4 separate regions of the Homo sapiens genome follow, and all the other regions are linked to region 1. Evidence: chromatin loops called from intact Hi-C (ENCODE). Cell type or tissue: PC-3. All regions are shown on one strand.

Region 1 (8,000 bases):
ACTTTTGAAAATCAATAGAAGCTATTAATCATTTTTCCCAAAACCCAGGGATTTGAGATGTTTTAAAGGTGAACTGCAAAAGTTTGGAACAGATGTTCAAAGAAGAATGTACCCACCAGAGCAGAAAAACTACTCCATGAGTTACAGATAATCATAGGCATTTTCAGTTTTTAAATTATTATGGCCACATCTCTTGGGGCTTCAAGTAGGATCTCAACTTCAAAGGTGTCATAATAAGACAATATAACCCTGAAATCATGGGTAATGAAATAATTGTAAGCTGGGATCTTAAACAAAGACTTTGATCTCTGAATCATAGCCCAGGGCCAGGAATGTCTTGGGGTTTATTGCTGTGATTGTTAATGTCTTTCTCCTTTTTGTTTTGCTGAAATATTCATAGTTAGTGTGGCAGTGTACTAGACTAGAGGCAGGGGAAGTGCCGCCAACTGAAGAGTATTTGAGTCATGAGAGGCATTCTGACTGCAAGGTCTTCTTTTCCTAGAGTGAGACGACTTCTGGGAATCATGAGGTGACTTCTGCAAGATGGTACCCGTTTTATTTTAGAGAGGTGGCTGTCTTGCACATATTTGTGCAATATATTTAGAATCATCAAATATATAATAGTAGAAAGATCAACTACAGTTGATGAATTCAGTTTAGAGCTGTGCTTCTCAAATTTTAGCATTCATCAGAACCACCACAGGGACTGTTAAAACCCTGGGCCTATCCCGGAGTTTCTGATTCAGTCTGTGTGGGGCAGGGCCTAATAATTGGCATTTCTACCAAGTCCCCAGAGTTTCTAATTCAGTAGGCTGCGATGGGGTGATAATTTCCATTTTGAATAAGTTCCAGGTGATACCACCAATGCCATCTGATCTGAGGACCACACGCTGAGAAACACTGGGTTAAATCAAGGGACTTTGGACCAGTTGTCAGCAAGTCTTTAGAACAAACTTTTTTTTGTTTGTTCCCAAATAAAATTACCATTGGAATGAAGACCTCAGTAGTGCTCAAGCACTAGAATATTGAAGAATAAATATAGACGAGGGTGTTAAAGACAATAATAATGGCAGTGATGACAGCTGATATTGTTACCATGAGCTAGGCTTTCTTCTTTAATCCTCACAGTCACCTTTTAAGGGATATATTATTTATCCCATTTTTCAGATTAAAAAACTGAAGCGCAAATATTTCTAAGCACAAAATCTATATATTTTCAACTTCACGGAACTGGTAAGAAATAACAAGATTAAAACCAGTGCCCGGCTTTTAAAGATTTTAAAAGTCAATTTCCTACTGATAAGGTATTATTGGTTTATGCTAGACTAACACAAAAAGTGATATCAGTATATTATACTTAATATTGACTGTGGATAGGCTAAAAAAAACAGTTCAGTACATCTAAATAAAGTTACTCCCATGTTGTTTTTTTCTTCTCTTCTAACTCTATTAACTTTTATACCTCTAAAACACAAGTTAAAAAATCCGTCCAGGTAATACTAAAGGCCCAAACAATATCATGGGCTCAGTACTGAGGTCCCAGGAAGGATTAGCCTCGTTAGAGCAGACTAGGTAATTAGGTCCTTATAGAATCTGAGCACTGCAGTGCCTAGTCGTCTGAATCACTTATAAAAGCCATGTTGTCTCTACTAGAAGCAGCATCTGTAGGTCTCGGAAATAGAGTGAGGTCAGCTTTGACCAAAGCTTAAAGCTTTGTCTTCTCATTTATGCTCATGGGCAAGAGCAATCAGAGTTACTGAATTCAAGCCAGATTATGATTGGCCAAAAACAGCTGTCTTTCTCCAGTACCGATCAGTGGAGATAGGCATAGGGTCAGGGCAAAATTTTGTTACCCAAAAGGGGTCCTGATCAAGACCCCAAGAGGGGGTTCTTGGATTTCACACAAGAAATAATTCGGGGCAAGTCTACAGAGTAAAGCAAAAGCAAGTTTATTAAGAAAGTAGAGGAATAAAAGAGTGGCTACTCCATAGGCAGAGCTGGACATTCCCGAAAGCAAGAGGAAGAATACATCCACGTTAGGTACAATAATTGTTTATACACAAGATAACAAAACAAAAAATCATAGGGGAGATGTGTTCTACTACAAGGGCTTTTAACAAAGGATTGCTAATCTTTGTGTAACTACTGTCTTCCACAAGAATCTGTATTATTATCTTTAAAGTGAAACTCTAAGAATGCTTTTGTTCTTAAGGTATTGGGACATCAGGACATTTCCTGGGTCTGTTAAGTCCTGGGTCTGTTCAGTAAACATTATTAACTTGTTCCCTTAGCTGTAAACATCCTGTGACTAAGAATGCCTAACCTGAGAATGCAGTTCAGCAGGTGTCAGTCTCATATTACCTAGCCCCTATTCAAGATGGAGTTGCTCTGGTTCAAACGCCTCTGACAATTGGATGAGGCAGTTGGACACATTCTGAAGAAAATGCCTTGGCAGTCACTCATGACACAAGTGTGGGGACTGTGGGAAAGAGCACAGAGACAGCCCAAAAGACATGTGTAATAAAGCTCCTGTTTGATGGAAATTCTCATTTTAGCCTGGGTTAACTTTTTGGGGTAACCCTTAAGAAGTGGTCAGTACTGTAATGAAATACCTTCTTTTGTTAGAAGAAGGAAGATATCAAGATTTTAAAAAATAGACTTTTCAGTGTGAATTAACTTATTCAACTGAAGGGGGAAAAATTACCGCCAACTAGGGCAACTTCAAGTTGTAATTAAGAGTAACTCTCCATGCTGTGGGCTGAGTGACATCTGGTGCCTGTCCTGGAATCCAAACAAGTCATCAGTAAGACACTTTAATTAGTGCACAACTCCACACGCCATGATGGTATTGCCAGATCCCCAGAATAGGGCCAGAAGCCAGATTTTCATGCTTGCCCTTTTTTTGAATTTAAAAATCATTCTACTTTTCCTCAAAAAAAGTTATAATATTCTCTTTTCTCTTTGGGTAGCATGCCAAATAAAGGCTTTCACATTTTAAATAGTTATTGATCCAACTGATTTATGAATAAAAAGACATAGAGGCAAATGATTAGATGGGTTTTCCTCCTGCTGCTTATGATTAGATTTTGAAAATGCTTTTGTATCCAAGTCAAAACAACTCAAGTCTGCCCTCTAGAGCCAGCCTCTTCCCCCCACAGAAAAACCCATCATGTTCGTCTGAGCCCCTGTAACACAGGAGCTCCAGTCAGAAAATGGAGACCCGCTCCCTATGCATCCAGGTGAACAAATAAAGAACAAAGTGGCATTTTTTAGATGGAGCTGAGTCTCCATTCCTAGAAACCTTTGCAGACTCAACACTGAGAGGACACCCTTAACCTGTTGAGAAAAATTACACAGGGCTGGGAGTCAGGGCACCTGGGCTCTAGGGCAGCTCTGCCACTCTTTACTAGAAGCTAATTTCTACCAAGCCAACTTTGAAAAGGGAGTTAAGGCACCAGCCCATAAGTCACTAAATGTGTCTTGGGAAATGCTTCTCAGTTATCTGGGTCTCAGGTTCCTTTTCAATCTGTGAGATCAGATGAGACATGCTCTAAGGCACTTCCAACTTTAAGTCTCTATGAGCAATCATTGGCATGCCAATATGGGTTTGTATGTGCTCAGTAGTTTGGAATCTGACTTTCATACACATCATCCTTCGTATTGGACCATTACAACTATTCTAGGAAGCAGACAGAAAAGGTGAGAAAAGAGAAAATCACAAGGGTCAATAATGAGTTATTATGATTTAGCAGAGTTATAATCTAGGTTTTCCACAATGACCCAGAAAATGTGAACAGTAGAACAGGTTATGGATGATTCTGTGAAAAGACAAGAATTCCAGTACTCTTCACCTCACCACTTACTGACTGAGCCAGGCTGCCCTCACCTGCCTAATAAGGATGCTGGACTAGAAGATGCTAGCATCCCTCCCAGCATTACCACTGTATGAATTTGTGAAGTGCAAAGCAAGTTATTATTCAGCAACAAGCCAACCTCTGATCTGGTTCTTGTCTTGATAAGCTGCCTAGGACATAACCCCATAATTTCTACAAATGTAGGGATGATTCTTTGTTCTCACCAGAATAACGGCTATTACATCTCCCAGAGCTTGACCTCCCATTGAGTGTGTGACTTATCCTTGTCACTGTAATCTCCTGGTACTAATTTGGACTTTCTAGGAAAAGCTTCTCCCAGTTATCCAGCTCTCTCCACCCCTCTCCAAATGCCTGTGACATATTTCTTTGTACCCACCCCTCCCATCTTGCTCTCCAGGCTACCTTTCAAACCCAGTGTTTCCTCTTCTCTGGCACCCACCATCCAGGTACCAGCTTCTTCCTTTCTTTTTTAGCCTGTGAGTTTTGCAGAGTTGGTGGAGGTCAATTTTGCCGTGAAGGTGGCAGATGTGAAACCTATCCAGCAAGTCTAGATGCAAGCTGGCTGGGGGAACCCAGGTAACAAATGGTGGAGTTAACATACATTAGTGAATTATTCTAGGGTAGACAAAAGAGGAAAGATTTAAAAAGAAAAAAAGTAACCAAGCACTATTCTCTTTCTCTGTCACAATGATGTCCCTGATGCCTGGAACTTCAGCCCCGCTGACTCCCACCCCAGGAGCTTCCTGATGTTTACAGAACAGGGCAAATACTGGGATTCTGGATTATTGGAAGACTCTTTGACATCATTTTAGTCCTCAACAGAAGTCCCAAATTTACCAACAAATAGGTCTACTCTTGGATTCCCCCACTTACTTATACACACACACACACACACACACACACACACACACACCCCACGATGATAGCTTTTAATCAACCCCATAATACAAATCACCATCATGTGCCTTGTACAGAACCAGCCATAACCAGTCACATCTTGCCATGGGTTTAGCAAGAAGACTGGGAATTGCTGAGATGTCAGGACTTAACTTGTTGTGGGCAAGAGCAGCTAGCTCACCTCCAGAACCTCAGGTATTCCTTAAACATTTCCCAGCCTAGGACTTAAATTAATACTAAGGCCTCAGGGCTCATTTACAACCTGAGAATAAAACCTTGCCTTTCTCTAGGCCAACTCTGCTTACATTCTGAGTACCCAGACACACGGCTAAAACTATCCTTTCTATTCCTATATCCATGAAAACTACCTCTTCTCAGCAAATCTAGTCCAGGTCAGATTACAGTTTTCATGAGCTATTGGAGTAGCTTGGAGCCAGATACCAGTCTGCCACCTTCCCCCAAATCACTACCACATACATTTCCCACATTGCTGGCATAGTTCCATTTAGCTGCTTCCTGCCTCAAAAACTGTCAGTCCTGTGAAAGAATTTCAGTCACCTCTGCCTGGTATTTAAGTCTCTCTATATGATGCTCCCCAAACCAGTCTCATCTCCCACACAATATCCGCTGCTTTTCAAACTCTGATCCGTGGTCATCACAGTCCCCTGGGCATAAGCTGTCCTTTCCCTACCTGTACTTGTAAAAGCCTCCTCCTATTCGTGAAATCTCAGTTCAAATGTCTTTTCTTTTAGGAAACCTTCCTTGACTGTCCTCCTTGTCATCTATCACTCTTAGTTTTTGTAGAATTAATACCTCTCTCTTTTATCTACCCACCGTAGTTTATTTGTATTCTAAATCTCCTATCACCTGCTGCCTACATGATAATTATTTGCAAATCTGCCACGTCATCCTTCATTAGGTTTGATGACGTTGATGTTAATATCACAGTTTCCATGGAGTCTGGCCCCATCCATGCCTTACACATAGTCCGTGTTAATAAACATTTTCTGAGCTAGACTATTCTCTCCTGGATCCCCATTATTTCCACACGATGAGCCTTATTTATCCTCACATGAATAATGGGTTTATACAGAAATGGGTAACATTTTTCAAAAATAGAAAAGAATGACTGCTCTATTCATTTTGCTAAGCCTTGCCCAAAACACATTTTCATGAATGGCTTCAAGAAAAGCATCTTTGGAGATAGGTTAGCAATAGTTTTCTAGTCTAACCTCCAACAGAGTAGTACAGAAAATTATCCCTTAGTATTCTCAGTGATGGGAAACTCACTACCTCATACTTCCTCTTTAGAAAGTGAAACTGTAAATAACCTAAACCATATTCCTTCATCGGAGGCAAAGGGTAAAAGTGGCTCTTCTCTGAACAGTTAGCTTGAGAATAATTTATGGCAGTTAATTAAACCCTAGCCTGATATTTTCTATTTTTAAAGGGGCAACCAATTATTTACTTATTCATTTCCCTTGATGTGCTTAGGAGCACTTTTAAGTACACTGTCAAATGTCAAGCAGAGGAGAGTGGCAGCCTGGAATTAAAGCAGTCATTCTATGCCTAGGGCTCAGCTTCCCTTGGTCGGCTGGGCACTATGACTTAGAAATGAGACTCTGTTATGCTCTAGTGCTCTGCACTTTTTTCACATTTCATTAGACAAAGTTGTCAAAGGTGGTATCAAATGGCCAAATAAATCAAAGCTTGATCTATCTTCATTTCCCATTACTTTACTGTCTATTTCTAACATAACCAGAGTTCATTCACAAATCTCTGATGCTTTGCAAATGTCAGATGGACTTTCAGTTTCTCCTTGAAGAGTCTTCCTATCAAGTCATAATACATACACCTCTGTTATTTCACATCTAGGGGAGTTTGGTCTTTAAACATTAGCCTGTAGCAAAAGGCTTTGTTTCCCATGTTTTGGCTCAGTTTCTCATACAGCGTACATGGAGATGTATAGGGTAGGAAAATGTGAGCAACCATCTCTACCACCATGGCAGACATTGCTAATTAATCACAGCCGTCTTTCCTGATGAGCCCAAATAGGGCTTAGCATTTATCACGACTGTACTCCCGTCAGTCACTACCAACTAACCAGAGTTGGAACAAGAGCTAAAACCTATTTGCTATCTCAGAGTCCAGTAAAAAGTCATCCTAGGTCACTGAAAAGAATCATAGAATGCTAGAGCTGGTCAGATCAATGGTTCGTTAAGCTCAATACCCTATTATAGAGGCAACTACAAAGGAAGGGCTGAGAGAGGGATCCGTGTCCTCTTTGACATCAAGCTTAAAAGCTATCTCCCCTTGCTACTTCTGATGGAGCTGCAGTTCATAAAATTTACCCAAGGCCATGTTGAATTCTAGTATGCAAATGAACAATAACTAAGTCAGTAGAAGTCTTCAGGCATGCATAAGGGCTGGGCTGGCTGTTGGCAACTGATCGATAAAAATTTCACCAAGATTTCTTCACACGCTCAGTGTTGCCAGTTTAAGGTGAATGGTGCTTTCATTTTTTGCTTTGCATTTTTATTTGTAAAGCCCTTCTTTCCGGATTCATATTTCCCGTTACAGAATCTGTGGACACATCATATTTTTTGTTTCTTCATAGTTCGCAAACAAGTATTGAGTACCTGCTATGAACGATATTGTTATTTCCATTGTGATTCCCCCATACACACTACACTCACACACAACACATGAGGCATGCTTTTATCTCCAGATAGCCACACGATTCCCTGTCTCAGTTACTTTAGTCATTACTAATTACCACTTTCCACGTTCCTGTGAGGCCTCCTGTCTTAGCCTGTTTCTACTAACAAAATACCTAGTCTATTCCTATCACAAAATACCTTAGACTGGGTCATTTATAAACAGTCCATAAATACCACTGCTGATATCAGAAAGTGGGGTCTTTGGGAAGTGATTAGGTCAAAAGGGCTCAGCCCTTGTGAATAGGATTAACGCCCTTAAGTTTCAACATGTGGATTTTGGAGGGACACATGCATTCAAACCATAGCAGCTTCTCAGCAAGCATGTCTAAGAGTGCAAACCACACCCAAATAAATCATTTCCCCTTCCTGCTTAATTTTCTTCCTCACACTTACCACCATCTACCATACTCTATATTCTACTTATTTTTCTTATTTATGTATTATCTTTATCAATCACTAGGACGTAAGTGAGTAGGGGTTTTTGTCTGTCTTGTTCATTGCTGTATTC
Region 2 (8,000 bases), 73 kb after region 1:
GAAATCATTTTATTTTATTGATGGAAAATATTATACTCTACCAAGAAGAGCAATTGAAAAAAGCAACAATTGCCAACTTATTACCATAAGACACAACTTTAAAGAAGATGAAAGGCAATTTGTTTAAAATAGTCTTAAGAATAAGACTATATTTAAAAAAATTCTTCAGAAAAATTCCAGTGACACAGTACTAGAGAAAACATAGCTAAGAATCTGATCAACATATATGAATATATACCAGGAAGAATTATACTGCTTGTATTGTTTTTAAATATTCAGATATTTGAATATTAAGTTTTTATTTTGCTTTACAATTCATAGATATGTTATTTATTTTTTAATAGATTTTTTAAATAGCTATTGAATGGATTGGTTATATAAATTCACCAACAAAATAAAACAATTTGATGGTCAGCAAATAATTTTGGAGAACATAATTTTAATGATTTTTAATCACCTCTTTGATTTTCTAAGGCCTCCCAGTTTGGATGATAAATTATATGGTCACTCTAGCCCTGGCCCATCATAGAAAAATAATAATTTCTATTCTGGGACCTACTGCAGAAGAAGAGAGAACTCAGCAACTAGTGCCACTTCCATTTTTTCCTTTTGACCTGTGCTAATAATTAGAGGATTTGTTTTGTTTTCTGGCCTCATAAAATGAATCTGGATCTGGTTTTTTTTTTTTTTTTTTTGCAGTTGCAAGATTTAATAGAGTGAAAACAGAGCTTCCATAAAATGGGAGGGGACCCAAAGGGGGTTGCCGTTGCCTGCTCGAATGCCTGGATTTATATCCCGATCATTGTCCCCCGCCCTGTGCTCTCAGGTGATAGATGATTGGCTATTTATTTACCTTCTGTTTTTGCCTAATCAGCATTTTAGTGAACTCTCTTTACTACCTGATTGGTTGGGTGTGAGCTAAGTTGCAAGCCCCGTGTTTAAAGGTGGATGCGGTCACCTCCCCAGCTAGGCTTAGGGATTCTTAGTCGGCCTAGGAAATCCAGCTAGTCATGTCTCTCAGTTCCCCCTCTCGACAGGAAAACCCAAGTGCTGTTGGGAAGGTTGGCCGACAACCACTCTAACTGTTTCCTGCTGAACTGGCGCATAGTAGGGGTCGTGCAGTTGAGATTTCCTCGGGAGGGGTGCCTTCGATGTCACTAGCATCGGAACATGGGCTAGCAGGCCTGTCCAGGGGTCCGCGGTGGATCTTAGTCATGGACTGCATCTGGGGCTTCATTTGAAGAACAATTTGTAGTTTTACAACTTTGATTCTGGAAGAGACAAACTTAACAAGGAGGTTAAAGATACAGGGATTTAAATGTATAGCCTGCAGTGCAGGGGATTATTTCTTTGGCACACTTCACAGGCCCTGACTATCTGCTTGACAGTTTTGAAAAGGCCTCGTCCAGTAAATAATGATTTGGCCATCTGATGGGTGTTATCAATACCTAAGTGAAAGGTTTGGTGAAGGGTTTTAAGTAATTTCCAATGGTTAGCTGCAGGCATGAGGACATAGTTTCCTCCCCTCAGGATAGCTAGCCACCGAAGAAGGAAAAATACTTTTGGATTTGTTTTCTTTTTAAGCATCCAGTGTTAAGCCTACAGGTGGGCCAAGGAAAACTGTAATAAGCTCAAAGTAAATTATCAAGGCACTTTATAGAAACCATTCAGCAATACCATCCAATATATTTATTGTATCAATCCTCATATAAAGATTTACTTTTACACTTTTAACATTTTATTTTTCTTAATCAAAGATAGAACTATCTGTTTGACCAAAAATTGTTTCTTTCCAAACTCCTGCCCTCACATCGTATAAGATTAAGTATGTAAGTGATGAAGTAGCCAGTGGCTTTGTTTATTTTGAATAAGTGCTTGATTCAACAACAAATAGTAGACAGCTAATTAGCCATGGTAGTTTTCTGCTTTAATATTGCCCAATCAACCAGGGAAAGAATGATTCCCATTGAAAACTCAGGAGTTCTGAGTTTGAGTCCAAAGTTTGAGCAAACTATCCATTATGTACTGAATTGTGTTCCCCCAGAAAGACAGGTTAAAGTTCTCACTCATAGTTCTTCAGAATGTGAAAACATTATTTGGAAATGAGATCTTTGTAAATGTAGTTAGTTAAGTTACGAAGTCTTACTAGGCTAAGGCGGGCCCTTAATACAATATGACTAGTATCCTTATAAGATGAGGGAAATCTGGACAGAGACACAGGAAGGAAGAACACCAAATAAAGACAGAGGCAAGATTGGGGTGACGCAGCTACAAACCAGGGAATGCCAAGGATGGCCAGCCACCACCAGAAGGAGAGGGGCCTGGAACAGATTTGCCCTCAGGGACCTTAAAAGGAACCTATTCTATTGATACTTTGATTTAGGACTTCTGGAACTGACAGACAATAAATTTCTTTTGTTTTAAGCTACTCTGTTTATAACACTTTGTTACTGCAGCCCTAAAAAACTAGTACACTCTCTAATCCCTGTAACCCTCAGTTTCCTCCTGTGTACAACGAGTGCACTAGTAAAATCCACTCTCAAGCTTGTAGTGAAAATCAGAGTACTTAATGTCTGGAAAAGCACTCTGTGAACTGTAGAGCACTAAACCCATGACACAGACACCTTGGAAGGAAGAAGGATCCACAATTCCCCTCCTCTGAGACTTTCCCAGGAACACATCCCGCCACCTGACCCAAGAAGGCAAATCAGATTTTCTCTCTTATGAATAAGGAGTTGATACCAAAGCTCTGATCATTCTGTGTAGAGCACCTGACCTGAAGGACAACCACCTTTTTCACTGCACTGGAAGCAAGGGGAGAGAGTCTGCAGGGAGAAAGGGATGAAGCAGAGGCCCAAGAAACCTGGGGATGTTAGGCCACACAGCCCCAGAGAAAGACTCACAGGATATCTGCATGGTTCCCTCAGGCTTTCTCATTCTTGCTTCACACCCTTTCCTCTGGACTGTAAGCACCTTGCACCTGCATCATTTCCTGTACTCCTCTGTCACTGGGAGGATGTCAATATGAAGCTAAAATATAAATACATACAATGGCATTAAAATGATAGAATATAAGAGATAAGAGGTGAGAAAAAGGGTGGGAGGGCGTGGTGGGGGAGAGAGAGAGACTGAGAGAAAGACTCAGGCTTACTTTTTTTGACAGTTCAATATAAATCGTGCAAACTCTGGGCTACACCCCAACTGAAAGGCTACAAGAGCTATAATTACTGCATATTAATGACATCACTCCAATTGATTTTGAAAAGAAAAGCGCTACGTGACATTTGCTAACATTATTTAGTATTTCTGAGACCTCAATTTTATCCCCTATAATGGTTGAACAAACTCTATTAGTGGTTCATAAAACTGGGGATGCTGGAGGTATAGGGGTCGTTGATATTTTCTGAATTTTGAAAGTAATTCATTAAATAATAATTTAAAACTTTCTAGTTTTTTTTGTCATCAACCCTTACAAGCCCACTAGAAAAAGTTTCTTTCTGTTAAGCTATTCTTCTTGGTAACAAGTTAGATCAGCAACTCTGCATGCATTTGGTTAATTTGTCCAACGATTTTTTGATAGACTTAAAGCTTTCCAATCACAGAGTTCTGGGTAGCAATGGCTATCTCTCATAAGGAAAAAGCTAGAAACCAAAGAAAGTGATTTTGAAGCTCCCTTTTGGCTGTAATAGTCCAAGAGTCTTCAAAAATTGGGGGTGGAGCAAGGTGGCCAAAAAGAATACTCCAGTGATCATTTCCCATAGAAACATCCTTTTGAACACGTACCCATGTGGGAAGGTACCTTCACAAGAGCTAAGGAAATCAGGTAAGAGCTCTCAGTGCCTGGTTTTAGCACAATAATAAGAAAAGACACATTGAAGAGGCTAGGAAGGACAGAGTCTCACTGCCTGCTTCACCCTTCCCCTAATTCCAAGCCTGGAAGCTTGGAGAGAGGCATTGCTTGCTTCAAGGAGGGAGAGTGGAGTGAGTGCAGGATTTTGACGTGGAGCCTGGTACCGGGCAGAACTCCAGGTCCCCATCCCAGGCCAGGGCCCGCAGATGGATCGTCTGGACCCTCCCGGGTGCCAGGCCTTGGTCCTGGTGGGATGGGCTCATGTCCGGCCTGCACGGCTGAGGGCGTCTCCAGGGGCTTCGGCCACACGTGAACTAGAGGCAGGCAGGCCGGGGATATGCCGGCCCCAGCCGTGCACTGTGGGTGCGATCCCCCTTAAGGTCAGCCTTGGTGGCCACGTTGCTGCCTCCACCATCCCGCCCCCAAAGCTGGGCAGCACAGTGCAGAGAGCGACTCCGTCCGCTGGGGAAGGGGAAAGCGCTCAGTGCAGGACTTTGTCTTGGAACTCAGCACTGGCCCCCACGAGCCACTGTGAAATCCGACATTGGCTGGTTTCCTCCGTGTGGCAGAACCAGATAACCCCAGGCTGGAGCCTGCGGACGGAGTCGCTTGGGGGACCCGCGGCCCGGTGTGGCGGCCTCGTGCTCTGGGCCGCCTCGGCGCCAGCTGCCTCGGTGGCAGGCAGGCCACAGCCGCGTGAGCCTGGGGAGTAGCCCTGTGCTGGGCTGGTCTCGGAAGCTGCGGACTCCGGGTGTGGCCCAGCGTCGGTCAGCTGTGGTGGCCACGGCGCTGCCGTCCCATCCCTCCCCCAACCCCAGGCCGCCGGGCACAAAGAGAGGCAGCGTCTGCTTAGGGAAAGGAGAGAGAAGTAGCCTCAAGACGTTGCCTTGGAGCCCAGTGCTGGACCCACCAAAGTGAAGCCCAGAGCTAGGCAGAACTCTGCAGCGCCGGAATGGAGCATCTGGACCTGCCCCAGCCTAAGGCGGAAACTCACCGAAGCTTTTTAGGTCCCTCGGAAACAAGGTCACAGGCACACCTGGGCTCAGCGCGCCCTCTAGTGCTGAAAATGTGGCAACACACAAACCACGGACTTGTGGCAAACGTGGGCTTAGGGTGCCATCTAGTGCTGAAACAGCAGCAGTGAAAGAGGTTCAGAGACGGTAACAGAAGGCTTAGAGGCTCTGGAAGGACGGGGACAACGTCAGTCTTTGAAGACTGGAATAAATACCTAGTCTTTCGACACACAGACTTGTCACATGCCCACAAGTATCAATAATAATATTCAGGGAACCAAGACCTCACCAAATGTACAAAATAAGGCACCGGGTGCTATATGAACAGGTGCCCAACATCACTCATCAGGGAAATGCAAATCAAAACTGCAGTGAGACATCACCTCACTCCAGTCAGAGTGGCTACTATCAAAAAATCAAAAGATAAGTGTTGACAAAGATGTGGAGAAATGGGAACCCTTACACACTGCTGGTGAGAATGCAAATTAGCACAGCCATTACGGAAACCAGTATGGTGGTTCCTCAAAAAGCTAAAAATAAAACTAACATATGATCTAGCAATCCCACTGCTGGGTGTATATCCAAAGGAAATGAAATCAGTATGTAGAAGAGATATGTACATTCCCATGTTCATTGCAGCACTATTCACAATTGCCAAAATATGGAATCAACTTAAATATCTATCAATACCTGAATCGATAAAGAAAATATAGTGTGCATATACACAATGAAATACCATTCAGCCATAAAAAAGAATAAAATCCTGTCATTTGTGGCAACATGGATGAACCTGGAGGACATTACATTAAGTGAAATAACTAGCCACAGAAAGACAAATATCTCATGATCTCACTCATATGTGGAATCTAAAACATTGTTCTCATAGAAGTAGAGAGTAGAATAGTGGTTACCAAAGGATGGAGAGTGGTGAGTGAGGAGATGATGAGAGACTACAGTGAGTTAGGAGGAATGCATTCTGGTGGTCTACTGCAAAGCAGGATGACTAAACAATGCCATATTGTATATTTTAAAATAGCTAGAAGCTGTAATCCCACTTTGGGGGGCCAAGGCAGGTGGATCACCTGAGGTCAGGAGTTTGAGACCAGCCTGGCCAACATGGTGAAACCCCGTCTCTACTAAAAACACAAAAATTAGCCCAGCATGGTGGCAGACGCCTGTAATCCTAGCTACTCAGGAGGCTGAGGCATGAGAATCTCTGGAACCCAGGAGGCAGAGGTTGCAGTGAGCCGAGATTGCCCCACTGCACTCCAGCCTGGGTGACAGAGTGAGACTTTGTCTTAAAAATAAAAAAGCTAGAAGAGGGGTTTATGAGTGTTCTCATCTCAAAGACATAATGTTTGAGGTGATAGATATGCTAATTACTCTGATTTAATCAGTTCACAATGTATACAACTATTGAAACATGTTGTACCCCATAAATATGTACAGTTATGTCAATTATAAACTTTTTAAAAAATAAAATAAATTGCCCATCCTAAATTTCTAGAATTTGCAGTAATAACTCATTTTTTAAAAAATAGAAAAAAAATCCAATCCTTTAAATAACACAAAGATGACAAAGGACAGATAAAGCTTTTCAGCTTCAAATTTTCTCTGATACAGAAAAGTGACTGTTCCAAAAACAAACAAAAAACATCCTTTTCTTCAATCAGGAGTATCTGGGTGAATTCCAAGAATCCAAAAATAAAATAACTAAATTTCACTGATTTTATTTGATCTGTCAAAGCCAGATAAATAAAACTTCTCTCAAGTCAGGCCTTTCAATTTGTTTTCTTCTGTTTTTACCCTGCAGTAACTAGGCAGAAAAACCCTATCCCGTTGCCAAGGATCACCCAGATCTCAAGAAATCAATTCTCTGGAAACTCCTCATAAATCATTTGCTTCCCAAACAGCAATGGGCCTGTGAAATTGAAAACACTAAAAAGTACATTATGAAAGTAAAAGTTTCTTTAAAAGCCTTCACGGTTCGCGGAGGCCACATGCACCTTAGGCAACACCAGCAGAGCAGCAGGAGGGGAAAACAGCCGGCATTATTGAAAGGCACGTGGAAACCATAAAAGCCACAAGTCGAGGAGGAATTCTAGAATCAGTACACATGGAGGAGGGCCAGCAAGGTGCAGGCTGTGGGCAGTACCACTCAAATGCCTACAACCCACAGCTGAGAAAAAACAAAAAAAGCTCACACAACACAAGGTGATTATGACCAATGAGTTATACCAACTGGGAACTTCGTAGAAGCAACATCCTACACCTTGATTAGTTTCGTGTTCTCTGGGGAACCCTCGCACAGTGTTAGGCACGGAATGTTGCTTACTCATCCCTATCAAGTCAAAGGGAGTTTTTAAAGGAATGTAGGCCACCTAACTTATGTAATTTAACTGGGTTTTGAAATGAGAACATACAGAATCACATAAGTTTAATGAAATCCTTGAAGAGCCTGTACCTCTGGCCTCAAATCCTTTCAAGGAATGAAAGGGGAGCAAATTTGGAGTAGATAGAAGCACCATTTGGTTTGGAGTCACATTCACAAAGGTCCTGAACTTAAGCCATTTGATGGTATCCCCAAATAAACCTACACACATATGGTCACAATATCCTCTGGCAGACAGAATAAAGACAGTCATCCTACAACCCTGTAAGCTTGTGTCCCCTTACTGAAGTGCATATGAGTAATAGTTTTATAAATACTGTAATTCTTTTATGAATAGCCAAAGGAGTTAAAAGCAATTATATGTAAACATTTATACTGCCATAACTGTAAGCTGCTTTAGTCATTTTTAAATTTTTAAACACACCAGTAGACTCAAAAAATCGTGATGGCTCTGTTAGGAGCTTCTCAAAGTGAGGAGAATCATGAAATGAGATCTGCCCAGGCCAGGGAGTCCTGCATTACATGGGCCAAGCAACAAACACACCTAAGCAAAAACTGTACACAGAAGGAACTACAGCTTTTCCACTGAACTCCAGGGCTTTGCACAGTGCCAGTCACACAGCCACTTTGAAAGCTGAGCACGTCCACATGTCCGTAGCCTCCTTCTGAGAAAAGCAGCCATGGGAAATGATTTCTGCCAAGGTCACCATACTGTGTTCTGTGAGACCCACTATCACGGCCAAGG
Region 3 (8,000 bases), 260 kb before region 1:
AATGTTCACTAGATCCAGTTCCAGTTTGGTAAGCAGAGCAGCAAAGGCAGATTTGGAGATAAGAGGTAATAGGTTTGCAACATATATAACAGATAAAGGGTACCCTCTAATTATATACAAGTCTCTTGTACATAGCAGGTGTTGAAAAATGTTGCCCTCTTCCAGCAATGTGCAAAAAAGTCTTTCTTCCTCAAAGCTCTACCAAATAGCACAAGCTTTCAATTTGTTTGTGAATTTTATGCATGAGAAATGGTATTGCAGTATATTCTTAAATTTTAACTTGTGAGTAATGTTGAGCATCTTTTACGTGTTTAATGGCTATTTGTATACTAAGTCTGTGGGAATGTCTGTTAAATGACTTTTGTCCATTTTTCTATCAGGTTCTTGTTTTCTGTTTTTTGTGGTTTTTTTTCTTTTTCATTGATTTTAAGAGACTTGTATCTAATAAGAGAGATTACCCTTTATCTGTGAGATATGTTGTAAATATTTTTCTTGCAATCTGTCATTTGTCTTTTCACTTTATTTATCATGATTTGTTTTGTTTTGCATTATTTTGCCAACTTGCTGATTTTTTCCTTGTCTTTCATTTTAAATCATGGACAAGGAAACTTCTTTTATACCCAGAAATGCACTCATGTTTCTTTTATTTCTTGGATAGTTTCAATTTTTATATTTCTGAATCATCAGTAATTCACTTAGTATGGTGTAAGATATATTTTCCCAAATAATTGTCTAGTTTTTTAAGTAATTTCTCCAATTATTTGAGATGATGTTCTTATCATCTTTTAACTATGTGTATGAATGTTCAATAGAAACTAGAAAACTGTGGCTGGAGAAGGGGAATGAAATGGTTTACCTTACCAAGTATGGATATAAAACATATCATAAAGCTTTTATAATTAAAATAGTGTGGCATTGGTACAGAAATGGAGAAATAGATCAATGGAATAGAATTTAAAGTCCAACTACAATAGTGATCAGGCAAAACAACACAGCCAGTTCTGAGTTTTCACCTTAGAGAGATATCAATGAAGTAATAGAAGTGGGCAAAACTGTTACATAACAAACTACCCTAAAAGTTATTGGGTTTAAACAAGAACCATTTTAGGTTATTATATCTCATGACTTTATAGGTCAAGAATTCAGCCAAGGCTTTGCTGGGCCATACCTCTGCTCCACATGGCATTCATAGAACAGTTTTCAGCTGACAGATGGACTTATCTGTAAGACCCAAGGGTGCTTCATCTACATTGGATGGCTGTGCTCATCTGGCACCGTCATCCACAGTACCTTCAAGTGGCCTCTCAGTCATAGGCATTTCATGGTAGTGGGCATCTTAAGTGGTAGCACAGGCAAGGCTTCAAGGTGGAAGCTACAAGGTCTATCTGACCTTGCCTCAGAATTTTCCCAGTGCCTCCTCTGCCATATTCTATTGGTTATTAACACATCACAGGTCCAGCTCCAATTCAAGCAGTGGGCCTGTGTGAGTACCAGAAGGTGTGGTTCACTGGGGTGGCAGTATATCTTTGGAAACTGGCTACCACAAAAATGAAAAAAAGGAATTTAAAATCTATATTGCAGAAGAAATATTAAAGAATGCCGGCCAGGCATGGTGGCTCATGACTGTAATCCCAGCACTTTGGGAGGCTGAGCCGGGTGTATCACGAGGTCAGGAGATCGAGGCCATCCTGGCCAACATGTGAAACCCCATCTCTACTAAAAATACAAAAATTAGCCAGGTGCAGTGGTGGGTGCCTGTAATCCCAGCTACTCAGGAGGCTGAGGCAGAAGAATGGTGTGAACTCGGGAGGCAGAGGTTGCAGTGAGCCGAGCTCATGCCACTGCACTACAGCCGGGGCAACAGAGAGAGACTCCATCTCAAAAAAAAAAAAAAAAAAAAAAAAAAGAATGTCTTCATCATTAATGGGCAGGATAGGAGTGAGGTGAATAAGCAAATAAAACTTACCAAAGGAAAAAAAAAAAGAAAACACAAAAGAAAGTCATAAAAAAACTATATAGTATTAGGTAATTCAGACAGTAGAGTCAGGAAAAAGAATGGTCCACACTGTAACACGTTAAATAGGAGCATGAAGGGTAGAGACTGAAAAGAGAAATTTTCTCTATCCTACACAGAGAAAATTGAATTTCTTAATAAAGTTGTCATGGGTAACTTTTAAGGAAGGTATTTGTGTAAAGTGATGACTAATAATTGTGAAGTCAAATAATAAGAGGTTTTGAGTAGAGAGTGAAAGATGAAATAATTATGCCCTCTCTTTACTATATTTCAAAGATTTAAAAAGATAAAAATCTAAAATTTTGAAGAATTATCTCTAAGTAAGGCTGAAATTAATAAGTGTATTCCTATCACTGGGTCTATCAAAACACTTTTTAAAAAGCATTGTTACTGAGGTCTTCCCAACAAGTTCAGGGAAGTAATATAGAATACAGAATGAAAAATTCATCAATATTTAGAAACTCTAGTAACTAATCAGCACTTAATTATGTCTTAATTTGAAATGATAAGTAATTATCAAGTAAGAAATCAAGTAAAAATGGCAACAAGTATTATTGAATATTTATTATGTGCATCCACTATTCTAGATTTAAAAAAGACAATATTATACTACATAAATTATAAGAATCAAGTGATATTTGTATTATTCATCTCTCAATACAGATTAGCTCCAGGCATGGGGATGTACCATGGCATACAAATTATCCATATCCTATTAAATTAGATCTGAAATGACATTCAGAGGCTGTTCTTACTATTATAGTATTCCCATGCCACTAGTCTCTGGTGAGATGTGGAAAAGCTTAGAATGGAGATGGTATACAGTGGAGGAATCACAAGGAGATTCTGTAGGGCTAACAAAAACAGCTAATTTAAAAGTGAAATATTCAGTAAATCAAGCAACTATTTTGTATAAATAAGGAGTAGACATTAAGCTACCTGAATACAATGCCCAAACCTATTTCTTCCATTAGAGGAGTAATATTTAGAAAGTTTAAATGTGATTTTTGTCTTTTGCCTTTTCTAGACCATTGGAGACAATCATTTGCTTTTGGAAAGATTGGATTCTATTGCAAATAAAATGCAATGTAAAAGAGCAAGATAATATTCAGACTTTGGCATGTAAACTTACTGTCTACAAAAAGAATTTTCTATATTTCTTTATCCTTCCACCAACCATCCCCATTTATCATAACAGCAAATAAGCATGAATGACTCAGATCATAAAGCGCACTTCTAGCATACAGGATATTCCCCTTCTAGTGATCCATGTTTGAATAAGGATAGGATGTAGCATAAGCAAAAGAAAAGCCCACGGTTTTCCTAGCACTAGAGTACAGAAGCAAGCAAAAGAAGAGAAAATTGGAAGAAAGAAGAGTGAGTAATTATTTCTCCTACTTTCCCTGTTGGAGCCTCTGCCTTAGAGAGAAAGGAGGTATGTGAGGTACCTAAGAGGGAGGGCAGAGGGAGCTCTTTCTGTTTGTGACTGGCTACTGTTACCCCACGGTGACATTAATGTATAGTTGGTCAGCCCTGGGAGTTAGTTCACTCAGTCACTGTTGGTTTCTGGGCAGCATAGACTGAGCTCTGAAGGAATAAAGCGATTACTGGGGAGTTTCCATAGAGATGCCTCCCTAGTGAAGGAAGTAGAGCAGATCACCCAGATAGGAATAAACACAAGTCACATCGGACCTCACAGGGTTCTATAGTGCTGAGGGGAATAAGAAGAGATGTTCCTCAAGGGAGGAACATCAGGTCCTGTCCAAGTGGACAAAATCCAGATCACTAATAAACTCAGATAAGCATGTAGCCACCAAGGCAAGTAGCCATCAAACAGACAAAAGACACTGTCCTTGAGGCTACAGGAGCCAACAATACTATGGCTGAAGACCTCGACTCTCCCTGTTTATCATGAGTTTGTATAAACTCTTACCTCCTCATGCTGCCCCCTCTCCTACAAACACACAAATACACATACTTTATTAGAGAATGTCCAGGAAGCGGGGTAGAAACCTGAGAAATCTGGGAGATTGAAATTTGCCCTTTTCCTTGACGACTTCAGTATTACTGAAGGGGCTGTTTAAATTATCCAATAAAATTAATTTTAAAACAATTTGGACCTTTTGTTCTTTTCCATTAGAAACCAGAGGAAAGGAGGAAAGGAATGTGTAAAGAAGGTCAGAGCTTCTAGAGACAACATTTAAAATGAAGTCTGTAGACATTCAGGTATCAGGTTGCAGTGTTACATGCTAAACTTCTCTGTGGCCAAATTTCCGTGAAGTGTTGGATAGACATGTGACAAAAGGAGGTCGGAAGAAGTACGCAAGGAAAGAAAAAGGACTAAAATATGTTTTTATTTGATTTTACTTACAATTGATATGATTCAGTGTTTTGTGACATGTAGACATGTCTGTGGCTGTCTCCTAACACTTACTGCTCAAGTTCTCTCATCAGTAGATATTAATAATAACAAATCAGCAGAGTAATCCGAAATAATGTAATTACTTATTACCCTGAAGAGTTCCACTGAAGGCTGTTGTCAGCTAAAGAGAAAGAACAAGAGCCCCATAAAATAAGGTAGGTTTTTAAGGCTAATAATTCATAGGCTTGCTAAACTTCAGACAAAGTTATTACCCCAGGAGAATCTTGAGATGTAGCAAGTAAATGTTTTTTTTTCCCTCCACAGACCTAGATTTAAAGAGACTTAATGGAAATGGTAGGCAAAAGCATAGGATTAAAATATATCATAATAATAATTCCAGTGTTCTAGAAAAGGAACTCTTGACAGAAAGAAATGAAAAGAACATATAAAAGAGAAGAATACAGATAAACTAGTATTGCCTCTGACAGAAACCTCACTAGTTTATTAGTCTTCATCCCTAGGAGTTTACAACTCATAAAAAAGTTCCAATAGGAGTCCTTTTCAGATTATATATTGTTAAAGTTACCCAAAAGAAAGACTGAATTACATTTACTATGACTAAGGAAATCTTCTGATCATAGAAAATGCATTAATGCTTAGGCAATAGTAAATTGCTAAACATAGAACATTTTTAGTCTATTAGTGGGTCTCAAAGACTCAAGTGTGCTACAAAGGCAATAAAATTCTAAAAATAAACAAATATGACTAAAGTACATTTCCCTAGGAATAGGTATAATAACTTACTTTCAGATTACAAAGTCCCAAGTCTGAAATATGTGAGGAGAGATAAAAATATAGTCAGGTAGATAATAATACCATATGTCTGCTTTTAATCTAGGTGCTCTGTGATGACATATAGATTAATTGAACCTTACAGTCAAGGGACCTCTACCCTATCAGGGAAGAGATGCATAAAATAACCAAGACTTGAAGTTGATGTAAGGAGTTCAGAAGAATGGAGAAAGTAATCACTCTTAAGCTGGAACAATAAAAAGAGCATCATGGAGGAAATTGGACTTAACTGGTTATCAATTACATTAAAAAGATGGAGAGTCATACAATAGAGAGAAGAAGCATGACTAAAACATGAATGTACAAAAACTAAAAGTGTGCATCTTCACCTGGAATGTAGCAGCTACCTTATAATGTGGAGAAAGGGAGGGAGGTAAAAAAGGAAGGGAAAGAAAGAAGGAAGGGAGGGAGGGAGAGAGAATGGGAGGAAGGACCAAGATACAGAAGAAGCAGGGAACAGAAAAACATTTTAAAATAATTAGAACTAACATCCTCTGAGATAGGTGAGATTGTACACATTGAACAAGAATAGAACGCTATTTTTTTTTGAGATGGAGTCTTCCTCTGTCACCAAGGCTGGAGTGCAATGTCGTGATCTCAGCTCACTGCAACCTCTGCCTCACGGGTTCAAGCGACTCTCTTGCCTCAGCCTCCTAAGTAGCTGGGATAACAGGTGCATGCCACCACGCCCGGCTAATTTTTGTAATTTTAGTAGAGATGGGGTTTCACGATATTGGTCAGGCTGGTCTTGAACTCCTGACCTCATGATCCACCTGCCTTGGTCTCCCAAAGTGCTGGGATTACAGGCGTGAGCCACCGTGCCTGGCCAAATTCTACTTTTTTAAAAAGTGAAAAATATTAGTATCTTTTTGTGAATAGTTGTATGACATTTATGTAAAATATTAATGGAATAAACTGGATGAAAGGTATACAGGAACTTGGTGTACTCTTTTTGGAACTCTTCTAAAATTATTTAAAATTTCATTTTAAAATTTAAAAACTTTCAAAGGAATGAAAGAAAAAATATATTTTTCAAGCTTTTCTCTTCAAATACAAATAATATGAATGTGTATTCGAAGATATTTTTGTGTATATGTAGATATTTGTATTTGACTCTGTGTGTATGTATATATAAACATCTGAATATTTTAATAGACAGTTTGGAAGACAAATTTGGTAAAATTCCCAGGAAGTAGAACAAAAAGATAGAATGAACAATTCCCTTCCCTTCCTGGTATAAAGGAGTTGGAAGGTAGGGAAGGGAGGGAAGGGTCACCAGTAGTATTTGTTACGGTGCTCAAGAACACAAAACACTAAAGAAGAAGGGCATGGAGGCTTCTGAAGACATGTTTTCAGTGTGTCCACTGGCAATCAAGGATGTGAGGTGCCTGGGCACTATTGGGTAGTGGGAGGGATTAAATGGCAGACAGAAGAGTCAGTTGCCAAAGTTGAGTGAGCAATTTATTGGGCAAATAATAAATTGATTAAACAAATGTGGTGCATAATGAGAACTAGGTTTTTCACTGTTAAAGAATGTATTTACAAACATGGAAAGAGAAAGGGTAGGAAGACTTTGGACTAAAATTGGAGGCTTTAATATGAAGTCATGGTTTTTGAGTGTACATGTTCTTATACACATATGTATTTAGAAAAGGTAGTGAATACACCAAGTAGTCAGATCTTGGCTTCTAATAGTCATCCTCCACTAAAAGAAACTGGAGCTTCTTAAAGAAATGACTTTTTCCGAGTTCGATTTAAAGACAGTAGAAGATGAACCTCAGACATCTTGTGGTGCCAGACCATTATTCTCTTACACAGAGAATAATGAGAGTGTATCAAAAAAACATAGGAGCTATCTTGAAGTTGCTCCTACTGGCCTAATCTGGGCCAATTTGAGCATGAAAATGATGACAGTAAGTAATTAGAAATCATTGAATAAAATAGAAATCCATAAGTTTGCACCAATATAAATAAGTATATGGATAAATAAATGGCAGAGAAGAGAAAGTTCTTCATTACAGAAGAATAACAGAATGACAACTTATAAGTGTTTCAAAAATAATGAATACATAAATCACCGCTATGTAATCATCACAGTAATAGCTAATTCAGCCACAGGTGTGGGCTGGAAGAAAGGCATCAGAGCAAGGAGGGTCTGGCCACCTGCTTGTACAGCTTATTTTTGCCCATAGCCCTTCTTTTGCTCAATACTGGATGGACCAGTTCCATCTTACTATGGATTGATCCTAGGTCTACTAAACCTTTTGAAATAGTGAGTCTGACAGAATCCATTTTATAATGGATATTTCTATCACATGGTGTTCCACAGTCAACTCTACCAGTGCCTAGTATCACTAGAGTCCAACTCCACCTGTGCCTAGTAGCACTAGAGTCCAACTCCACCAGTGGCTAGTATCACTAAAGTCCAACTCCACCAGTGCCTAGTAGCACTAGAGTCCAACTCCACCAGTGCCTAGTAGCACTAGAGTCCAACTCCACCAGTGCCTAGTAGCACTAGAGTCCAACTCCACCAGTGCCTAGTAGCACTAGAGTCCAACTCCACCAGTGCCTAGTAGCACTAGAGTCCAACTCCACCAGTGCCTAGTAGCACTAGAGTCCAACTCCACCAGTGCCTAGTAGCACTAGAGTCCAACTCCACCAGTGCCTAGTAGCACTAGAGTCCAACTCCACCAGTGCCTAGTAGCACTAGAGTCCAACTCCACCAGTGCCTAGTAGCACTAGAGTCCAACTCCACCAGTGCCTAGTAGCACT
Region 4 (8,000 bases), 180 kb before region 1:
TCCACCTCCCGGGTTCAAGCAATTCTCCTGCCTCAGCCTCCCAAGGAGCTGGCACCTTAAAATTCTTTAATGCACAATAATATATTGTAACATCTTTTTTCCCTTGATTAATCATTATTACAGACTCAGGTTTCATGTATCTGTATAACATGAAACAATAGTACTTTGAGCCTTTCAAAAATAGAAAAGGATCATATAGAAAAAGAAAGAAATATACTTTAAGGAAATTAATACTTAAAAGGATGTTGGTCTACATTAATTACCTAACTAGACAAGTTCCTTCTCCAATAAAATCTTTCAATAAATTAAACAATTCTATTGAGAATATTGTGATATTGCTAGTTAAACTAATTTGCTAGGTGTTTTTGTTTTTTGTAAATGTAAGTGCAATAGCTGCTTATTTTATTTGAGGCTTGAGAAAAAAAGGAAATATGAGTCGATTTCAGATTTAGTAAATAGTTTCCATTATATTTTCAATTCATAGTTTAAGCAAATCTTGCCTACAATATTTAAAATGGAAATGCTTATCTTCATGGAGATATGATAATATATAATAGAACAATTCCAGGCTGAGGGTGATACTGAAATAAGAAGAATCTAAAAGTACAATGGTACAGTGCCTGGTTCAGTATTTTTGCTCAGCAAATACTTAAATTTATTTCAAATATTTCCAAATTTGATAATTATCTTAAGTTCCAGATGTAAAATGAATTAATTACTTTGAAAGGGAATAGTGATACTACCACAGCCATCACAGAATGTGGAATTAACTGTTCTCCATTATGCAATTCTCGATAGTATTTGCTATCACTTTAATGTATCTTACTAACCTATTAAATAATTCATTCAGAACATATTTATTGAGGAATTATCATTTTACCCACACTATTCTAAGCATTGGGGATACTGGAGCATATGAGGCAGAACAAAACCCTTACCTTCATGGAGCTTCCATTGCAGAGGAGGAAACAGATATAAACAAGATAAAAAGTAAATTATATAGTACATTACATAGTAATAGGTACTAAAAAGAAAATACATGGCTGGGCGCAGTGGCTCACGCCTGTAATCCCAGCACTTTGGGAGGCCAAGGTGGGTGGATCACGAGGTCAGGAGGTTAAGACCATTCTGGCCAAGGTGGTGAAACCCCATCTCTACGAAAAATACAAAACTTAGCTGGGCATGGTGGCACGCGCCTGTAATCCCAGCTACTTGGGGGGCTGAGGCAGAGAATTGCTTGAACCCGGGAGGTGGAAGTTGCAGTGAGCCGAGATCGCGCCACTGCACTCCAACCTGGGAAAGAGAGTGAGAATCCGTCTCAAAAAAAAAAAAAAAAGAAGAAGAAGAAAATATGTCTATTTTCAACCATTTCCTTGAACCATAGACAGCATTTCTTAGTCATGGGTTTTGTTTGGCTTGGAAAGCAAACCTATTCCAAACCTTTTCATTTCTAGAGGAATCTGAGTTGTCATTTTTTGACCTTTTTCAGTTCATATATACTCCTATTATAGTATAATCAGAGGCTTACAGTATCCAGATTCACCAATGTTTGGTAGGAGAATAACAGGATGCTTTTAAATCCCTCTTTCATGTAAATCTCCTATGCACTCATCTCCCACAATTATACTGGTACATTTCCATAGTCTCAAGAAGTCCTCAGTATATGTTCAGGAATGTAAAGATATGGTCGGCCTTGGGTGTCCTACTGAGCTTGCCAATAAAATTCTGGCTGAAGAAGTCAAATTATACAATGGACTATTCCCATCAATTAAACTTTATGCTTTCCCCATTAACTAGGCCACCTACTGGGGCACAGGGACACATGCAGACATCCATAATTGTTTAGTTCCAATAAACAGAAACTTCCACTACTATAAAGGATGAGTGTGATTACCCAAATTTGTTTTTTGTGCAGGTCCTATAAAGACAAACCTCAGGGCAAAAGAAAAGCTGAATAGTTTGTGCTTAAAAATCAGCAATCAGCAAGCCTCAAGTGCCGGTAGATGTAATACATTATTGACTAACTCTTGATTACACTGAGAAAGAGTGGGACTATTGGCAACCCATGCTTTCATTTATCTTACGAGTGAAACACACATTTTTCTCTGTCCCCTAGGGACCAAAAAGAATGCTGGACACTGAGTCAATCAGACACTTGCTTTTTCTTCAAGGAGTTGACAGACGGATACCGACACCTAAACAGAGAGTATCCCAATGTCCTATCCTAGGTAAGATGATAAGAAATGAATAGGGATGTATAGGACCTAGAGAAGGTGTACCTAAATTAATTTTGAAAGAGGTTGAGTAGGGAGAGGGGATAGCACTCAGAAAAGAAGTTCTGGAAATAACTTATGCCTGAGCTGGGTTATCTAGATGAAGGAAGGAAGAAATTCAAGGACATAAAAATGAAACCCTGTGATGTGTACCAGAACTATAAGCAGTTCAGTGTTGAACAGGAATAAATTTGATGTGAAGAACAGTGAAAAATAAGCCTGAGAAGATGCAGGGGCCAAATTCTGGAAGCTTGGACTTCACTCCATAGGCAACACCTGAGGCATCGACTTGTGTTCAGAAAGAGGGTGGTACTCATTCAGATTAGTGGAAGGTGGCAAGCATGGAATTGGAGGTTATTAGTTTAATCCAGGAAGGACATAATAAAAGCCTAACTAGGTAGTAGATGCTGGGATTAAGCAGGAACATTGCCAGGACTTGGCAACTGACTGATATGAGAGTGAAAAAAAGAAAAGTCAAATATAACTGCCAGACTTTTACCTTGTATATAATGGGTAAAGAACTTCTGGGGCGTCCCAGGTTAAGGGGTTTGTTTTCAGAGACTATTGTATGCCATCTACACTTAGAAGACCTGCAGGGAGCTGTAAACACAGCCTTTTGAGTTTCATGTCTTTCTCTTAAAGGTGATCCAATTTTCATTTTAAAAATTTTTTATTAATTTAATTAAATTTTAATGATTTAGATATAAATGTTCAGGATAAAATGTAAGAAACACAATAGAATATACTGTGTTCCCCTTTGAGATGCTTCTGTAAAGACTTTCATTACAAATAAATTTTTTTCTTGCTCACTGTGTGGAGCAGGGGAAGGATGATACAGATAGTTAATAGAGTTTATAATTCCATTAATAATAATAATATTAATAATAGTCTACAATTGAAAGGAAGAAAGGAGAGAGTATATATCATATATTAATTTACTCTTCTCATGAAAATTCATTATGTATCTGTTACTTTCAATTTACAAATGGGAAAAATACATTTTATAAAGGTTAAATAAATGGTCCCAGATGACACTGAAAGTAACTTGTAGAGTCAGATTTTTTAAATAAATAAAATAAGAACTATCATTGACAAAAGGTCTAATTTACATCTAACCATCATATTTTTATATGTTCCTTAATTCAGTCTCTTGGGGTAGGTAGCAGTGTTTTGATTTTTTTAATTTTTATTTTTTGCCAAACTGTCTTGCAAAGTGACTACTATTTTGCATTCCCACCAGGAATAAATGAGAGTTTCTGTTGCTCCACATTCTTACTGCTTTGATTTTTATTATGCACTATAGCAGAGATTTGCCTATCCTTGAAAGAAGTGTTTCAGAAATCTATAAATATGTCATTGAAATCTTATATTTTTGTTTTTAAACTAATTTTAAAAACCATTACAAAATAGAGTTTGGCAGTTTCTTACAAAACTAAATATACTCTTACCATACAATCCAGCAATCTCATTTTCTTCGTATTTTCCCAAGGAGTTGAAAACATATCCACACAAAATCTGCACACAGATGTTTATAGCAGCTTTAATCCTAGTTGTTAAAACTTGGAAGCAACCACGATGTCCTTTAGAAGATGAATAGATAAATAAACTGGAGTATATCCAGATAATAGAATATTATTCAGCATTAAAAATAAATGAGTTGGCTGGGCATGGTGGTTGTAACTGATTACGCCTGTAATCTGAGCACTTTGGGAGGCCAAGGTGGGCAGATCACCTGAGGTCAGGAGTTCGAGACTAGCCTGGCCAACATGGTGAAAACTTGTCTCTACTAAAAATACAAAAATTAGCCAGGTGTGGTGGCACATGCCTGTAATCCCAGCTACTTGGGAGGCTGAGGCAGGAGAATCACCTGAACCTGGGAGGTGAGGTTGCAGTGAGCTGAGATCACACCACTGCACTCCAGCCTGGCCGACAGAGGGAGACTCTGTCTCAAAAAATAAATTTTTAAAAAAATGAGTTATCAAGCCATGCAAAAACATGAAGGAAACATAAATGCACATTACTGAGTGAAAGAAGGCAATCTGAAAAGCCTAAATAATCTATAATACCAACTATATGACATTCCAGTAAAGCTACACAAACAGTACAAAGATTAGTGATTGACAAGGATTAGAGGCAAGGAAGGAGTGAACAGGCAGAGTGCAGAGGATTTTGAAGGCAGTGAAAATACTCCGTATGAGAGTATAATGGTGAATACATGCCATTATGCATTTATTCAAACCCATAAAATGTACAATACCAGCAGTAAACCCTAATGTAAACTGTGGGCTTTAGGGGATTATGAAGTGTCAATGTAGATTCAACAATTGCAGTAAATGTACAACTCTGGTGGGGACTGTTGATAATGGTGGAGGCTATGCATGTGTGGGATCAAGGGATATATGGGATTTCTGTACCTTCCTCTCAACTTGGCTGTGAACCTAAAACTGTTCTAAAAAGCAAATCTATTTAAAAAAAACTATTGCAACAACATACACACATCAATCCCAAATTATAGTACATTAGAGAAAACCAATATGTTAATGCTTATTGCACAGTTAAAAGGTTTTGTGAGAAACCTCTAAATATAACATCTCTTCTCATACCTACTTGAAAAGTACACTGTGATTGCATGGTGTTTTAAAAAGGTTGTATTCACCTAATCTGTTTGAATGTCAATTTTCTCCATATTGTGAAGCTAACACAGATAAATAAAAATTTAGGTACTGAATTAAATGTTTGTGGTTATCAAAGAAGCTACAATTAGGATATTCAAATGCATTTTATGAAGTAAATTTTAGAAAATGTATTTTACCAAAGCATGATTTTTTTTCCTGTTTTGTAAATTGGGATTTGAGATAAAGTTTTACTTTACAAGAAGAAATCCTGCTTCAAATGAACAGCAATGAGCTGTTAAAACACTGTAATATAAAATATATGTATATATGTATTTTTTATACAGAGTCTCATTCTTTGGCCAGGAGTGCAGTGGCACAATCTCGGCTCACTGCAGCCTCCACCTCCCGAGTTCAAGCAATTCTCCCACCTCAGCCTCCTGAGTAGCTGGGATTGCAGGAATCCACCACCACGCCCAGCTATTTTTTGTATTTTTAGTAGAGATGGGGTTTCACCATGTTTGCCAGGCTGGTCTTGAACTCCTGACCTCAGGTGATCCACACACCTCAGCCTCCCAAAGTGCTGGGATTACAGGTGTGAGCCACCATGCCCAGCCTAAAATATTTTTCTTTAAAAAATGTTTCTATTTGGTTAGTCAACATGGCCCCAATTCCATACAAGATTTATAATCCATTCCTGCATGATTAGGAATGCTTCTGGAGGCAGACTATATTCTGAAAGCTAAGGAGACCTTCTAATGCCTGAAGATGACTTTACTCACTGTTTTATTCTTTTAATAAATTTATTTTTTAAGATGCTAATCTCAATATAAATCATATAAAATATGAAGCTTTTAATTCTAGTTGATTCAATTTTGTGATTCACATTTCCCTATATGCCTACATTTAATAACTTTTCTATTTTCTGTAACACATAACACTTGGGAAGATTTAAGAGTCCAATAGTTGCTGACTATTTGCATGGCAGATTACCAAAGGAAATATTGCTATGTGAAAACAAACTTTTTTCCCTGACATTTGAGGTTCTTAGTTGCTGGACATTTTTTAAATCAAACCAGACACTGACTAGAACACTACAGTCACTCTGCCCTTAATTGTCTCAGATACATATTTGGATATTCAAGAATATAAGCAAACAAAAAACCTAGCTTTCTGCTTTTGGGAGTAAGAATACTCAGCTGAGCTGGCTGGCATACCAAGAAATCTGCTCACCTTATATAGGTGTGTGCCACAGGCAGTAAATGGTGATGGTGGCCTTCCTAGCATATGATTTGAAAACCATCATGATTTTAGAATTGCCTTCAGAACATTTAATGTCATTGATTGAAGTTTTTATGCAATATCTCTTATGATCCCAGCCAAACCCTAATCTTGTCAGAGGCAGGGATCATCCTTTATAGACCCCAAATGACAAGAAGTGTCTTGCATGTGGTGAGTAAGCATTGGACAAGGCTTGTTTATACGATTGATCTAAACCTGCTCACTTAACAAGGAAATCTTCCTAAGCTAGAAGTCTTGGGTGCAGCCTAGAAGTTAGCTAACTTTGGGCAATCTGGCATCGTTTCAAGCTAGTTATAGCTCTAACAAAATGTGAGCTTGCTTCTGTGACTTTCAAAAATCTATCATGGCCTTGCTAGGTAATACCTAAGTCACTTCAAAATCACAGTCTGATTGACAGGCAGTCTTTTCTGAAACTCACATTCTATTCCTCATTCGGTTCTCTTCATGCTGCCCTGGTAAAGTGTCTGTCACTTCCTCTTAAAAAGCAGTGAGAGAGAGGAGTGTGTGGACTTCATGTCAGGAGCAGTTGTCTTCTCTTCAACTCTTAACCCTGCTCACCAGGGTAGACGAAGTAAAGAATTTAATTAGTCTGGGTTGAATCAGACTACGTGAACAAAAAATACAGAAAAGCTTGGAGAAGCCTGGAAATTTTAGAGAGAAAAGGAAAGAACCCTCTTGATGACACCACCAAAACAGTCATCTGGTTTTTGGTCTGAGAACTGTTGTTAGCACCGTAGACTTTCAGGAGTCTGGGAAGCTTCACCTGTGGTACTTTGTTCCCCTTCCTTCAAAAAAGATGCACCATGAGTGGTATGGGCGAACAGAGATCCCCCCTATCTTCCTTGGGCTCCTGAGGAAAGAGACTCTAGGGTCCTGAGATGTGCCTGAAGGAGTTTTAATGGGATATGTTCTCAGGAACTACTATGAGGGAGCAAGGAAATCAAGACCAAACAGAGACAGAAGCCAAACTGGGACACAGTTGCAACTGTGGCCTTTGCCAATCACTCAGGAAGCTCTAAAGCTGGGAAGCCCTTCAGGGGTGTCTGTCATTGAAGTAAAGGGGCCAGATCTTTGTATCGCCCAACAGCAACCAGTCATTGAATGTGGGCTGTCCCTGGGAAGGGAGCACCCATCAGTAGAGGGCAATTCCCAGAAAGGAATGCAGTCTTGAGCTATCAGCGGCCAACACTGCCAATCTCTTAGGAATAAATGCCTAGTTCTTTAAGGGGGATCTGAGTGGCATTACATGATGTCACTATCCCCACTCAGCTGGCTAATCAGTACCATCAGCAGAAATGATCAGGATTAATTGTGACCCTAGGGCTCAGAGTCACTACATTTCACCCTCTGCTGAGCAAAGTGCTGACCATGTGCCAAGCACTCTTCTACATAAATTATCTCATTTGATCTTCTTAACACCATAAGGTCTTACTTGTCTCTCGATGTGCATGTAAAGAAACTGAGGCTTAGAGATACTAAGCAACTTTCCCAAGTTCATACTACCCATTAAGGCACTAATAGAGATTGAAAGTCAGATCTCTCTGAATCACAAGTGTTCTGTACCAATGCGTAGCATTCAAAATTACATTTTGTTGTTGGTGGTGGTGTTGTGTTTTGATTCCTGACCATCCCACAGATATTCAGGTGTGAGAGGTGGGAGCTAAATATATTTACATACAGAAGGAGGAGTGCAAAGTCTAGAGAGTTTAGATTTCTGAAAAGTTACTAAACTATACCAAACCACGTGCCCAAGCATACACCTTTGAGGCCAATGAGGGAGGGAGGGAACTCCTTGCCAGCCAGATGAGCTGAA

The links. A loop is a pair of places that touch in the nucleus more often than their neighbours do. Peaks named below come from ENCODE experiments on the same cell type or tissue, not always from the same donor. Only the 100,000 strongest peaks of a DNase experiment are listed, where the experiment ranks them.
Region 2: a loop joins it to region 1, with 7 times the contacts of the local background. A loop is called at or near these places in 5 of 110 quality-filtered maps.
Region 3: a loop joins it to region 1, with 6 times the contacts of the local background. A loop is called at or near these places in 6 of 110 quality-filtered maps.
Region 4: it touches region 1 in a loop (11-fold over the local background); 9 of 110 quality-filtered maps call a loop at or near these places.

Annotation. Positions count from the first base shown.
Region 1 is chr10:64,111,251-64,119,250 of GRCh38, reverse strand. All of the region lies in intron 3 of LOC124902439 (a long non-coding RNA gene), which reads right to left. Among named protein-coding and RNA genes, the nearest start is that of REEP3, 590 kb to the right of the region's middle. In PC-3, a CTCF peak has its summit at 3,144 (motif pointing left); DNase peaks (open chromatin) are centred at 2,350, 3,550 and 5,260; H3K4me3 peaks cover 520 bases; H3K27ac peaks cover 1,934 bases.
Region 2 is chr10:64,038,311-64,046,310 of GRCh38, reverse strand. All of the region lies in intron 2 of LOC124902439 (a long non-coding RNA gene), which reads right to left. Among named protein-coding and RNA genes, the nearest start is that of REEP3, 520 kb to the right of the region's middle. RefSeq lists enhancers at 1,888-2,182, 4,096-4,596, 4,780-4,859, 4,880-4,959, 5,040-5,129 and 1 more. In PC-3, a CTCF peak has its summit at 4,934 (motif pointing left); a DNase peak (open chromatin) is centred at 4,930; H3K4me3 peaks cover 902 bases.
Region 3 is chr10:64,371,874-64,379,873 of GRCh38, reverse strand. All of the region lies in intron 4 of LOC124902439 (a long non-coding RNA gene), which reads right to left. Among named protein-coding and RNA genes, the nearest start is that of LINC02671, 550 kb to the left of the region's middle. In PC-3, a CTCF peak has its summit at 3,489; no DNase peak of the experiment used is centred here.
Region 4 is chr10:64,290,003-64,298,002 of GRCh38, reverse strand. The region is part of intron 3 of LOC124902439 (a long non-coding RNA gene); the gene reads right to left. Among named protein-coding and RNA genes, the nearest start is that of LINC02671, 630 kb to the left of the region's middle. In PC-3, CTCF peaks have their summits at 1,821, 3,978 and 4,201; no DNase peak of the experiment used is centred here.